Linked DNA regions of Mus musculus: region 2 is linked to region 1. The links are chromatin contacts, found by Hi-C in ENCODE. All regions are on one chromosome and are shown on one strand. Each heading gives the region's core, a stretch centred on a gene start or an enhancer-like site at or near the end of the contact. The rest is flanking DNA. Distances are from core to core; before and after follow the strand shown. Region 1 holds the start of Med19 (mediator complex subunit 19). Region 2 holds the start of Olfr1107 (olfactory receptor 1107).

Region 1 (6,389 bases), core at 401-2,900:
TAAGGGAGAAAGAGTTCAGAAAGACTGAAAAACATAAGCACTTCATTTTCTTTACCATAGTCATCTATACCATATTGGTGGGATTTGAAGCTATTATCGTAAGAGGGCCTAATGAAATCATAGAGCAATTCTTAAGAGGTACCTGGCTGAATTGCAATTTATAAAGAAAGACTCTAGAGTACAGGGATTGAGATAAGTAGAGTATCTGTTGTGCTCTTTCATTTTGAGTTAGTGTCTAACTATGTAGTCCTGATGGATCTAGAAATCCTATATAGACCAGGCTTACATCAATCTTAAAGAAGTCCACCTGCCTCTGTCTCCAGAGAGCTGGGATCAAAAGGGTACAACACAAAGCCTGGCAACAGTACTGTATCTTTAATGTAAACAAAGTTAATCTTATTTGAGAGTCCCAGAACATGTGAGGCCTGCCCAAGGTTATATCAATACCTTTAGGCCTTAAGTCCTGGTCATTGCTATTTTAGCATAAATACCTGTATAGGTATTTATTAGCTCTATGTCCACAACCTTTACGGCAAATGTTAATTGTTCTTACATACTGCTTCTTAGATGGTTGAGGGGCCTCCCTCCCCACACCTCATATTTTTGTAATCTTCCCTGTTTTTCTATCCCACCGCAGGAAGATAGTGTGCATAGTTACTATGCCCAGAGTATTCGATTTTCCATCCAAGTCATTTATTTTGTTGAGTCAGCGACCTTCGTCTGCCAGTCTATCAGAGAATTGAATAAGGTTAGACAGCACTTTCTGAACGCTGCGTTTCCTTGGGAAATCGCCTAACTACACTGTGATCACTTCGTTAAAAATTAAACAAAAAAAATTTAATGGTATTTCTACTATTGGCCTTTTCTTCACTGGCGCCCCAGGTAGCTTGGAATCACTGTAGAATACTGTTCATCTGTGATGGAAACCCTGTAATCTGTTTCTCCATCTTAAACACGGAGGTTATGACTAGATAACGGCCTAGGCTCTGCACTCAGTCTGTAAGGCGGCTACATCCCGAAACCTGCTCCCAGATTTTCACATGCACCTGCAGGGCAGGGATGGTCAAGGTCGAGAGCTGGTAAGGCAGGGGGCGCTCACCCAGTCAAAGTCACACGGGTTGCCATCTTCGCGTTGCGTGGGGAGACCATTGCAAATCGGTGGCAGTTTCCTCACGAGGAGGAAAGCAATGGAAAGCAGAGCAGACAGAAGGCAATAAGGTCGGGCCAGCCATCGAGAAAGCCGCGGCACCGAGTACACCAAAGCAATCAGAGGCGCAAGGACAGCCATCTTTCCTGCCTACTCTCTCGCAGGCTCACTCCCGCTCCCCAAATCTTCGTCCTCCGCCCCCACCAGCAAGGCTTCTATTGGACCAAATATCAGATGCAACGCCTCCAGACCCGGATGTAGATCTCTTATTGGATGCTATAATAGATCAGAAAATGAATTAAATAGTCTATTGGTCCTCATCGTTGTCGCTTTTCTAACTGAGTCATTTTATTGGCTATTAGTCTGCGAACCACCTTCCTAACCAGTCTCTCAGGCGACGGAAGTAAGTTGCCGGAAGATGGTAGGCGGGGCTTAATGTATCCAATGATGGGACACTCTTAGACGAAGAGGGTGGTACCCTGTGAAAGTACTGTCCAATCAAAGTAATTAACGCCCGATCCCGGGTAACCAGGAGCGCAGAGTGCTATGGAGAACTTCACGGCACTGTTTGGAGCTCAGACTGACCCCCCACCGCCACCAAGCGCCCTAGGCTTTGGGCCTGGAAAGCCACCCCCGCCACCCCCTCCTCCTCCGGGAGGTGGTCCAGGCGCAGCCCCGCCCTCGACGGCAACCTCGGCCCCCGCAGGAGCGGATAAGTCGACGGCTGGAAGTGGCCCCTTCTACCTGATGCGGGAATTGCCAGGTGAGTAGTAGGCCAAGAGTAGCCACTCAGATTGTAGTTCAGGTGAGGGTGTGGCTAGCCTGTCCCGCTAGGTGTGAGATAACAGGGCTACGCGGGGCCAGTGGGCAACAGTGTCAGAAGCCCTTTGGCGATTCACAACCCTAAGGGATAACTTGATTTTCTGGGGTGGGTTTGGGTTGGGTGTGAATATCTGGGACAACCTTCAGCGAGAAGTTCTGTGATCCGGGTTCTCTGACTGCCGTTTGTGACTCTATAAAAACGTGAGCCGTTGTTTAGAACTCGGGAGACCCGATTTAACATTTCTGGAGACACTTAAGATTTTAGTTTAAAGTCTGTCACAAACTTGTTGGTTTGTAGCAAGTTGCCTTCCTTGTCAGGGACTCGGAGATTAACCTGTTCAAAGAAAGGATTAGAATTGAATCAATTCTTACTTTCATAAAATTATTCGGGGAAATTGTGGTGGTGGGGGGCGTGGCTCAGTGGTAGAACTCTTGCCTGCCTTGCAAAAGGCGTCGCGTTCACAGAATCATTTCTGAGTAGGTAGCATTCAAGAATAAACAAAGCCATCCCTGTTTGGATAGAGAGGAGATACTAGGTACAAGAAACTAAATCAGGAGACCTTGGGGGGCGGGGCTTAGAATATCTGAGGGGCAGAAGACACATTGGACTCAGGAAAGCGGAAAAAATCCAGTAGTGATGGGAAATAGGTAGAGGCTTTTATAAGGCAAGGTAGGTTGTTTAAAGTTCAAATTGAAGTCATTTCAATATAGGTGCAAAATGATCTAATTTAGTGATTTTTAGATATCCAGCAGAAACATGAAAAATGAAAATAGGATAATCAGAAGTTGCCAGTCAGTGTTCAGAAAAGGAATGGTTTGGACCAGGGCTTAGTGGTCGGGAAGCAAATGAATACAGGATACATGTTAAAGGTAAAGCCTACAGAAATAAAGAACTAAATATACACAGAGAGAGGAATTGTGAGTGTCCTGTACAAAGGGTACAGTAGTCTGAGACTAGGAAGGCATGGAAAGAAAAAATTTGAAGAGCTAAAACTTAAGAGGCGTTCTGGACATGTTAAGTCTTGGGGAACTTGTAGTACTCCATACCAGCACTCAGGAGGTGAAGGCAGAAGGAGCTATAGTTCAAGCCCAGCCTAGGAGACATGAGATCCTGCTTCAAAAAAGAAATAAAAACCTCAGTTATCCCAGTATTTATTAGCAAAATAGTTTGAAGTTCACATCAGTGCAGTGTGTAACAATATGTAATACTTACTATAGTCCTTTTAGATAGATAGGTATTGTCTGTATTTTTTAATTGAGAACTGAAGCATAAAGAAATGACTGTTAAGGCAGTTTTCTTTTTCCTTATTTTAGTTGTTTTTTGTTTTTTTTAAAGATATGTATATGACTACACCATTGCTCTCTATGGACACACCAGAAGGAGGCATCAGATCCCATTACAGATGCTTGTGAGCCACCAGGTGGTTTCTGGGAATTGAACTCAGGACCTCTGGAAGAGCAGTTGATGCACTTAACCACTAAGCCAGCTCTCCAGCCCATCTTACTGGGTTTTTGAGACATGGTCTCACTCAGTAAGCCTGGCTTGTCTCAAATTCATTGTAGACTAGGCTGGCCTTGAACTCACAGAGATCCACTTGCCTCTACCTTCAAGTATGTACCATCATGCCCAGCTTCTTCCAGCAGTTTATCTTTTGCATTACCTGTTCTAATTATACCATTAATAGATCAGTTGATAAGTACTGAATATCCAAGGTATGGTGGGATTATGAGAAGTAAAGATTATATACATATATATATGATTTATTTATTTATTATATGTAAGTACACTGTAACTATCTTCAGACACTCCAGAGAGGGCATCAGATTTCGTTATGGATGGTTGTGAGCCACCATGTGGTTGCTAGGATTTGAACTCGGGACCTTCGGAAGAGCAGTCGGCACTCTTAACCACTGAGCTATCTCACCAGCCCCGAGAAGTGAAGATTATTAAGCCTAGTTTTTAGGTAGCCTATTTTTTGAGATCCAAAATACATGGTTTAAGGATTGTGCTTATATTTTGTGGGTGTCAGTCTTATTTATTTATAGTTCAACACAGGAAGCAATGTTAAAAACTACCTGATAGTTTTCAAAATGTGTTAGCCAAAATGACAGCAAGAATAAGATGTCATTTGAACTAAACACTGAAGAATTTATATAGGTAAACAAAATTAGAAAGTTGTTTTCTCAAAGGAAATAGTGTTACAGTTTTTTGTTTGTTTGTTGTTTTTTGTTTTTCGAGACAGGGTTTCTCTGTGTAACCCTGGCTGTCCTGGAACTCACTCTGTAGACCAGGCTGGCCTCAAACTCAGAAATTGGCCTGCCTCTGCCTCCCAAGTGCTGGAATTAAAAGTGCCACCACTGCCTAGCTGTGTTACAGTTTTGTTGCTGTTTTCTACCCAGAAGATAATTAGATCTGCTGCAGACCCTCTGGTCCCGCAAGATCCATCTGGATACATTAGAAATTTTGCATGGAAGATTAGTGGTTGATTAGACTCCAAAGTTAAGTTGCAATATGATTAGGAAAGCTAGGGATGTAGCTTAGTTGGTAAAGTAAATGCTTAGCATGCATAAAGACCTCTCTCTATTCAATCTCCATACTTGACAAACCAGGCTTGGTGGTATACTTATATAATCCCAGCCCTTTGGAGGTATAGGCAGGAAGATCAGGAGTCCAAGATCATCGTTGGCTACATGAGACCTTGCCTTAAAAAGGGCTATGGGAACTGGAGAGATGGCTCGAAGGTTATGACGTTAAGGACATTTGATGTTGTCCAAAGGACCAAGTTTTGGTTCCTGTAACTCACATGGGAACCTCACAATTATCTGTATGCAACTGCAGCTCCAGGGATCCCAATACCCACCCTCTGCCGGCCTCCACAGGTACTCAAGTAATATGTGGCATACATCCATACAACACAACACACACACACACAAATAAGATAAAAATAAACCTTTTAGGATGAATCAAGAGGAGGCAGGTTGATCTCTGAATTCAAGGCCAACTTTGGTCTACATGGTGAGTTCCAAGTCATCCAATACTTTAGAGAGAGACTCTGTATAAAAAAAATTTTTAAATAAATAATTTTTAAAAAATTATTAGACTCAAGTACGATGGGAACGTAAGTAGAGATCTATTTGCCCCCCTCCCTCATCATGCCAATCACACTAAGGCCTTCGACAAGCTACATAAGAACCTAAGCACTGCGCCATTGTTTTTTATTTTAAACAAGAAGTATTGCTTTCTAAAACTACACAATGTGAGTTCTAAGAATTGGAATAGAGAGGCCATAATGATGTGAACAATACTTAGAACTTCAAGAAAAGGGAAAAATAAAATGAATCTGCATAGAATTGACATGGAAAGAATTGAGAATTCAAATTTGTTTTTAGAGTCATGGCTTCTTAAAGAGCTTTATAAATCATTTTCAGAGAACCAACAGTTCAAATAGAAGTTAAATCCCTATTTATTTTTTAGTGTTTATGTGTATGAATGTTTTCCTGCATGCATGTGTGTGTGTGTGTGTGTGTGTGTGTGTGTGTGTGTGTACACCTGGTAACTAGGGAGGTCAGAGACATGAGATTCCCTCTAACTGGATTTATATACACATGCCTGCGAGCAGCCCTCTGGGTTTTGGAAATGCAACCTGGGTCATCTCCTCATATTTACTTAATTCCTTGTTCTTTCTGTTTTGAGGCAGTTTCGTGTCACCCAGGATGGCCTTAGGCTCCCACAGCTGAGGATGGGCGTGAGCTCCTTATTTCCTGCCTCTGCCTCTGCCTCTGCCTCTGCCTCTGCCTCTGCCTCTGCCTCTGCCTCTGCCTCTGCCTCTGCCTCTGCCTCTGCCTCTGCCTCTGCCTCTGCCTCTGCCTCTGCCTCTGCCTCTGCCTCTGCCTCTGCCTCTGCCTCTGCCTCTCTGCCTCTCTGCCTCTCTGCCTCTCTGCCTCTCTGCCTCTCTGCCTCTCTGCCTCTGCCTCCCGAGTGCTGGGGTTACCAGCATCTGCCTCTCTGATGTGCTTGAACTCCTTGTTCAGATGTCATGAAACAACTGGCTGTGGTGGCTCGCACCTTTAGTCCCAGTACTTGGGTGGTAGAGGTAGACAGATCTCTGCATTTGAGACCAGCCTAGTCTACAAAGCAAGTTCTGGGACAGGCAGGGCTATTAAACAGAGAAACCCTTATGGAGGAAAAAAATTATGAAAAGCAACAAGTGCCTTCTCCACTGAGCCGGCAATGTAACCATCTGGAAGGAGGAGCACTAGCAGAAACAGGACAAGTGAGATAAAGCAGAAGGCGAGCCCACTTAGGAGAGGCCCGATAAGACTTAAGGAGCCAACACTGTTGCATTCTTCTGAGTGATTTCACAGTGAAGAGAAGGAAACATGGAGAGGAAGACCTAGCCCAGAAGGAAAGTGCTTATTT
Region 2 (6,302 bases), core at 1,093-3,592, 2.4 Mb after region 1:
TGAAAACATTATACAAGGAGCCATAAGATACACAGAAAGAACTGTAAAATAAGAACAGAATACATACATACAGCATATGTTATCTATATGCATGTAAATGTATATTCATAAATTCATATATACTTATATATTTAAAATAAAATACAAATGGAAATATGGTAAAATTTAAAACAAAACAAAGCAAAAATATCACAGCATAAAATTATGAGACTTGAAACCTCAAAAGATGCCATTGAGTTTATTTTCTTTTGGTCATGTATGGTTAGGAATGTGGTGTACTCTTAAAATTATTTTTCCCCAGGGAGTTTATTTCTCTCTTGGAGAAAACTAATTGGAGATACCTTCTGGTATAGGGATGGAAGCATATGTCTACACTTTTTTTTTAACTATAGGACACCATCTAGTACAGACTTCCACAGGCTCTGTGTATGCAACCTCAGACTCTGTGAGGTCATATGTTTCTCATGTTGATTTAGAGGAGCTTGTTTTTTTATATCCTCCAACCCCTCTGTCTTCCACTTTTTCTACTTCTTCTTCAACAGGTTACACTGATACCTGATGAGAGCGTTTTGATTTAGAAATCCAATTTAGGGCTGAGTATTCAAATATGTCTCCCCCTCTGCATATTATCTAACGATTGGTTTCTTTATTTGTTCCCATCTACTGCAGGAAGAAGTTTCTCTGAATAATGGATAAACACATAGCTTATCAATAAGTATAGCAAAATGTCATTAAGAAGTATTTTTGGTATCTTTCTGTAGTAGATCAGACATATATGTTTTTCACACTAAGCCCTTAAGCTATCTAGTCTCATATTCTTGGTTAATTAAACAGCATCAGGCATGTGTTCAGTTTTACCTAAAGCCCCACTTAACGACCAGTCTTCCTCGTTATATTATGCTGAAGAATTCTTTTCATTCCTTACTTATCTACTACTATTATTTGCAACTCCTTAGTTAAGTTTCTATGTCAGAGAAACAGGTATTCCATATCAGTTAGTTTATTTAAAGCTTTAAGTCACAAGCTACATTTTTGTAGCCATTTACAAGTTACATACAAGATTATATACAGAATTGGACACAATAATTTCTTCTTTTATGAAGGCTTTGTAGAGCCATGTAAAAGAATCCATGAGAACTATGTAATTAGAGACATGATAAGTTTTCTCTCAAAAAATACAGTATTTAATTAATAAAAATGACTAAATTATTTTGGTCTAATGTACATCCTGCCTTTTATAAAAGATAAATAAATTTTAAAAATACTACTTTGAAGATTCACACCAAGCTTTCTAAGTCAGAGAAGTGACATATTCAAGAGGTTCTCCTCTCCCTACCAATGAACTTCTTGGCTGCTTCTTTCACATCTTTGTTCCTCAGACTGTAAATTAGAGGATTTAGCATGGGAATGACTAAGGTGTAAAACACAGCAGAGACTTTTTCCTGTTCCATGGAGTACTGAGAGCTGGGCTGGATATAACTAAATGTCACAGAACCATAAAATAATATCACAGCTGTCAGGTGTGAAGCACAAGTGGAGAAGGCTTTGCGCCTTCCCTCAGCTGAGCGGATTCTCAGGATGGCAATGATAATATGGATATAGGACACCATGACAATGATGAAAGTGAAAATAGCAATCACTCCAGAGAAGACCAAAAGCAGCATCTCATTGTTGTGTGCATCAGAGCACGCAAGCTTCAAAAGAGGAGGGATGTCACAGAAGAAGTGATTCACTATGTTGGGACCACAAAAGTCCAGTCTGAGTAAACCTATTGTGTGAGTCAGGGAATTAATGAGGCCACCCAAGTAACATGCAAGAACCATCTGACTGCAGATTCTGTGGGTCATAATAACTGTATACATTAAGGGGTTTGCGATTGCCACATAACGGTCATAAGCCATCATAGACAGAAGAATACCTTCTGTAGTTATGTATACTGCAAAAAAGAAACTCTGAAGAACACAGCCAAAGAATGTGCTAGACTTGTGTTCTGAGAGAAAATCGATGAGCATTTTAGGAGCAATGACAGTAGAGTAGCAGATGTCACAGAAAGAGAGGTTACTAAGGAAGAAGTACATTGGTGTATGAAGGTGGGCATTCAGCCAGATCAAGATAATCATCCCCCAATTACCCACAAGTATGATGAGATACACTATACTGAAAAGCAAAAAGAGAGGAACCTGACAATTAGGGTTTTCTGTTAAGCCAAGGAGCATGAATTCCTTGACCCCTGTATGATTCCAAACTCTCATATTTTCAATAGTCTACAGCTCCTTGTTATCATGAGATGTAAATAAAAAATAAATACCTAAAAATATTTCTTCCAGGATCTGAGAGTCATCATTATATGAGACACTGAGATTGTGCTGTGGTAGATGAAATAGAGAAACCTCAGCAGTAGCCCATAGTGTGCTACAAGAGCTATACAATGAGACTCAAATAATTGCAATGAACACTTGTTTATTCCATTGTCAATTAACTCAGAATAGGAAAGGATAAGAAAAACTCTTTTATGACACAAAGATCTTCATTGGTAGAATTAAGATTTGAGTACAGAGTGTTTGAACTAAAACTCTCTTATTCTCTATTATTTTTCAGCCTTCTACATAGGTGGGATATAAGCTTGCCATAATATCTTGACAAAGAATCTTCAAACATCCTGGGAATAAGTTTTTCAATATATTTCAATTCCAGTTAATCTAAACCTACTCACTTCAATACCATGCCCCCATACCCAATTTTCACAATACGTTACCTAAAATATGTTTGCACATTCTTTCTGGTTCTGTGACACATTTTCGCAATACCGTCTTATAGTTAGAGCCTTAATCAAGACAAAAAAAAAATAGATCATTATTTTCATATGTTCCTTGTTTTCAGAATGATCAAGTATTATGAGTATTATTTTACATAACACTTCTTGCCTTTCATTCAAGTTTTTGCATTGCTGTAATGTAAATTTCAGTATTAAATTTAATGAAATAATCTATAGCATAGATTATAAAAAGAAACATATTGTGAAACAGCAAAACCTACAACTGTCTATACAGTTTTCTTTCAAAAAGTTAAGGTAGAACTTCACCTAATTTCTTCTGAAATGATACAGTTTTCCAATTCAAATTTAGTTAAGGTAAATATCAGTATGCATATATTTTCTAACACAATCGATAAATGTCTAGCACTTATTATTACATGGCTATATGATTCTTTTGAAATAACGGAACACATTTATCATCAGCATCATGACTTTAAGCTGCTAATGTACTGTTACAAATATAAACACCTTGATAAGTCACAGAATAACTAGCATATAAAATTAAAGTTGGACAAAGAACAAGAGGAATTAGTGAGTGCTATAATATTAATGGAATCAATTTCTGGTTAATTGATGTTACTACATCATTTGCTGAAAAATTGGTGACTGAAAGTAACAAAGATTCATTCACTTCTAGATTGGACATCAGAAGCATAACAGTATCTAATTTCATAGGTGGAATCTACATAGCTATGAAGTCATACTCCTAGGAGGAGTTCTAAAAGATAGATACATTTAGTAGCCAAGTACCCTCCTTTTGAGCCTCTAAATCAAACTCACTGTGGTAATAAGCCTTTTCTTCTAAGAGAATAATAAATTGGATTTGCCTTTCATCACTGATTCTTCTTCCTTACTCATATTGAAAGAACATTTGATTATGTACAATTCCAACATTCATAATCCAAGTTAATTTTGCCTCTCATGTTCTTCCTCTGATTCACAGGTCAATTCATTGGTTCTACATATGAAGTAGTATGTATGTATCATTAGATTGAGATTTAAACATCAATAGGAACTATCAATCAGTCGGTCAAATGCAAAATGTCCAATGAATGACTTTATATAAGATCCAGTATGAGATATGTAGGTGTGTTTAAAAAAAAAAAAACTATCCAAAGAAGAAAATACAGTAAGTTCAAAACCCCAAATAAAGCCCTGGATAGGGGTTTCTAAATGTTAAGTGAAAAGAATAACAAGAGAAAATGCAGAGGGTTTACCATTTTGTTTGTGGCCACTGAAATGTGTTTGAAAGCTCTCAGTGAGATGGGGGAAACATTTGATCAATACAATGGTTACCAAAGAACATTTCTATTTTCAATAGTTGTATTTTAGGATTTTATGATTAAACTCCTTCCTCAAATGTTTTTGCATAATAAAATCATGTTATTTTATATTACTGCTCTAATTAACAGCTGTATTGAACTTCATGGTATATGAATTTGTTTGTTTTTTTATGAGATATGTATGTATCTCATTAAGCTCAATTAGCAATCTTTTTAACATTCAAATAATATTTTGTAAATTTGAAAAAGCCTGTGAGGCACCTGAGACTTCAAGAACATATTGGAAGCTCACATTTTCCAGGGAATATGTAGTAAGCTTGGCATACTCTTTCATATTGATGGATATTGATTCATCACCATAGAAATGATCACTCTATAAGCTCAAGCCATTCCACTGAAACCTAGTCACCTTAGTCCCTGTCTATGTTCCAGATCACAGGCCTTTGGAAGAACAGTGTATCAGACATCACTCTATCCTAGTAAAAAGTAAAAGTGACAGAAATCATAAAGCTATTGACATTAAAATGTAATTCAATCATTTTTTCATTTCCTTTTCTCCTTCCAAACTTAGGTCTTCATCTTTGCTCTCTTTCAAACCCATGACCTCCTGATAGAAATTTAAAGCTCATTTACAATACCAATGACTGAGTATTCGGTCCTCAAAAATTTTTACTCCTAAAGGAGTTATGTTCAAAGTTTATTTTGCATCCTTTATATAGTGTGTCTGATGTATCATCACAAATCAACCTATTTAAATGAATATGACATTCTTTCAGAGTCATTATATGATTACAGTACAACATCCCTAATGCATGTTCATCCAGAAACAAGAATACAATAAGAGTAGTCCTACAACCTTAAATGTTTTACCATAACAGTTAAAAATGGAACCCTACAAATCCTTATCAGATGAGCTGATGATTACCAAAATTTTATTATGTTCATACACAAGAACAGAGTTATTTTCATAAACAAACATATCACATTAAATGATATTATTAGGAGAGGTATTTTTAAAACTTTTATAAAGTATTGACCATGTTTTACACATGAAAAAACAAGATATTGTATTGTAATTGAAAATTAATAGAGAAGTAAAGAAAAATATCATGTAATATTTATTGAATATAAAACTTTCCATTTATATAAATTCTGCATTTAACTGCTATAGTTAGCCTTAGTAGCAAAACATGAATGAAACGGAACTACAAGATAGATATGTTACCTTGATATCAGCACACCACAGTGAACAATAGAACTGCTGTGACAAGTTGTCTAAGCTTTCTTAAAATCCAAACTGTGAACATGTACTAGGATGGAAAACAAATGGAGAAAAATAGAAAATAATTCTTAAAATATTTCATTGGAATTTTTAATGAAAAATAGTTTCAAAACGTTTAAAAGTATTAGTACTTTCTTAAATTAAATTAATTTATTTACTGAACTAATAAAGAATCATGAATTCTATACATATTTCAATTCTTAAAATTTTATTTTTTTAAATTAGTGTAATATCTTTAATGTACAGGATGGATGTAGAAATAAATAACAGAAACATATTTAGTCTTACCTTGGCCAAGAACAGTTAATATAATCATAATGTAAATTTTTATATATTATGTAAATAATACTCTGTACATAAGATGTGGGAAGTTGAAAGATAAAAATCCTACAGATTAGAAAATAATATTTTAAATTCTTGACTGTGATGTTTCAATTACACAACAGGGATGAACTTCTGCAATGTTCATGAAATAATAGAAAATATCAAAATCTTTAAAAGGAAATTTAGAAGTTTGTTACTAACAACTTAACAAACCTTAAAATAAGAATGCATCTGAGGTAGAAAATCTGAATTTCACAAATCTTTGAGGACTTATTATTTGGAATAAGTTGGCTGAAGGTAGTTGCTATTCTACTGGGGAAAGAATCAGTGGCACCCTCTGAGCATGTAAGTCTCAATTGTCCACGGCTGAATCATTAGAACTTTTCTTGTTTCACAAGTGTGAAAATAATCAGAAAGTTACCAGGCCTTCTTTTGAATGTTCTGTGGATACCTCTTCTTGGATGAATGCAAAAGTGAAATGGTGTACTTCACAAATAGTACTTTAAAGAGTTCTGTGATTTTTTTTCACTAAGTCAAAGCATCTAGATATAATGCTTAATAAACACATTGCAGAAGTTCATCCCTGTTGTGTAATTGA

What was found. Hi-C counts contacts between places; a loop is a spot of excess contacts on that map.
Region 2: a loop to region 1 is called in a map of T-helper 1 cell, with 32 times the contacts of the local background. The contact joins the promoter of Olfr1107 here to the promoter of Med19 in region 1. A Hi-C loop is called at or near these places in 4 of 37 maps with a recorded cell type or tissue (T-helper 1 cell, T-helper 17 cell and regulatory T cell).

What each region holds. Positions count from the first base shown.
Region 1 is chr2:84,676,752-84,683,140 of GRCm38, forward strand. Med19 (mediator complex subunit 19) reads left to right here and starts at 1,651. Exons shown (of 5, transcript NM_025885.3): 1 at 1,651-1,910. The coding sequence starts at 1,694. It overlaps Tmx2 (thioredoxin-related transmembrane protein 2), which reads right to left and starts at 2,077. Exons shown (of 9, transcript NM_025868.4): 1 at 1,892-2,077; 2 at 1,100-1,423. The coding sequence starts at 1,288.
Region 2 is chr2:87,069,881-87,076,182 of GRCm38, forward strand. It overlaps Olfr1107 (olfactory receptor 1107), which reads right to left and starts at 2,343. Exons shown (of 1, transcript NM_146844.2): 1 at 1,235-2,343. The coding sequence starts at 2,252. The coding sequence ends at 1,314.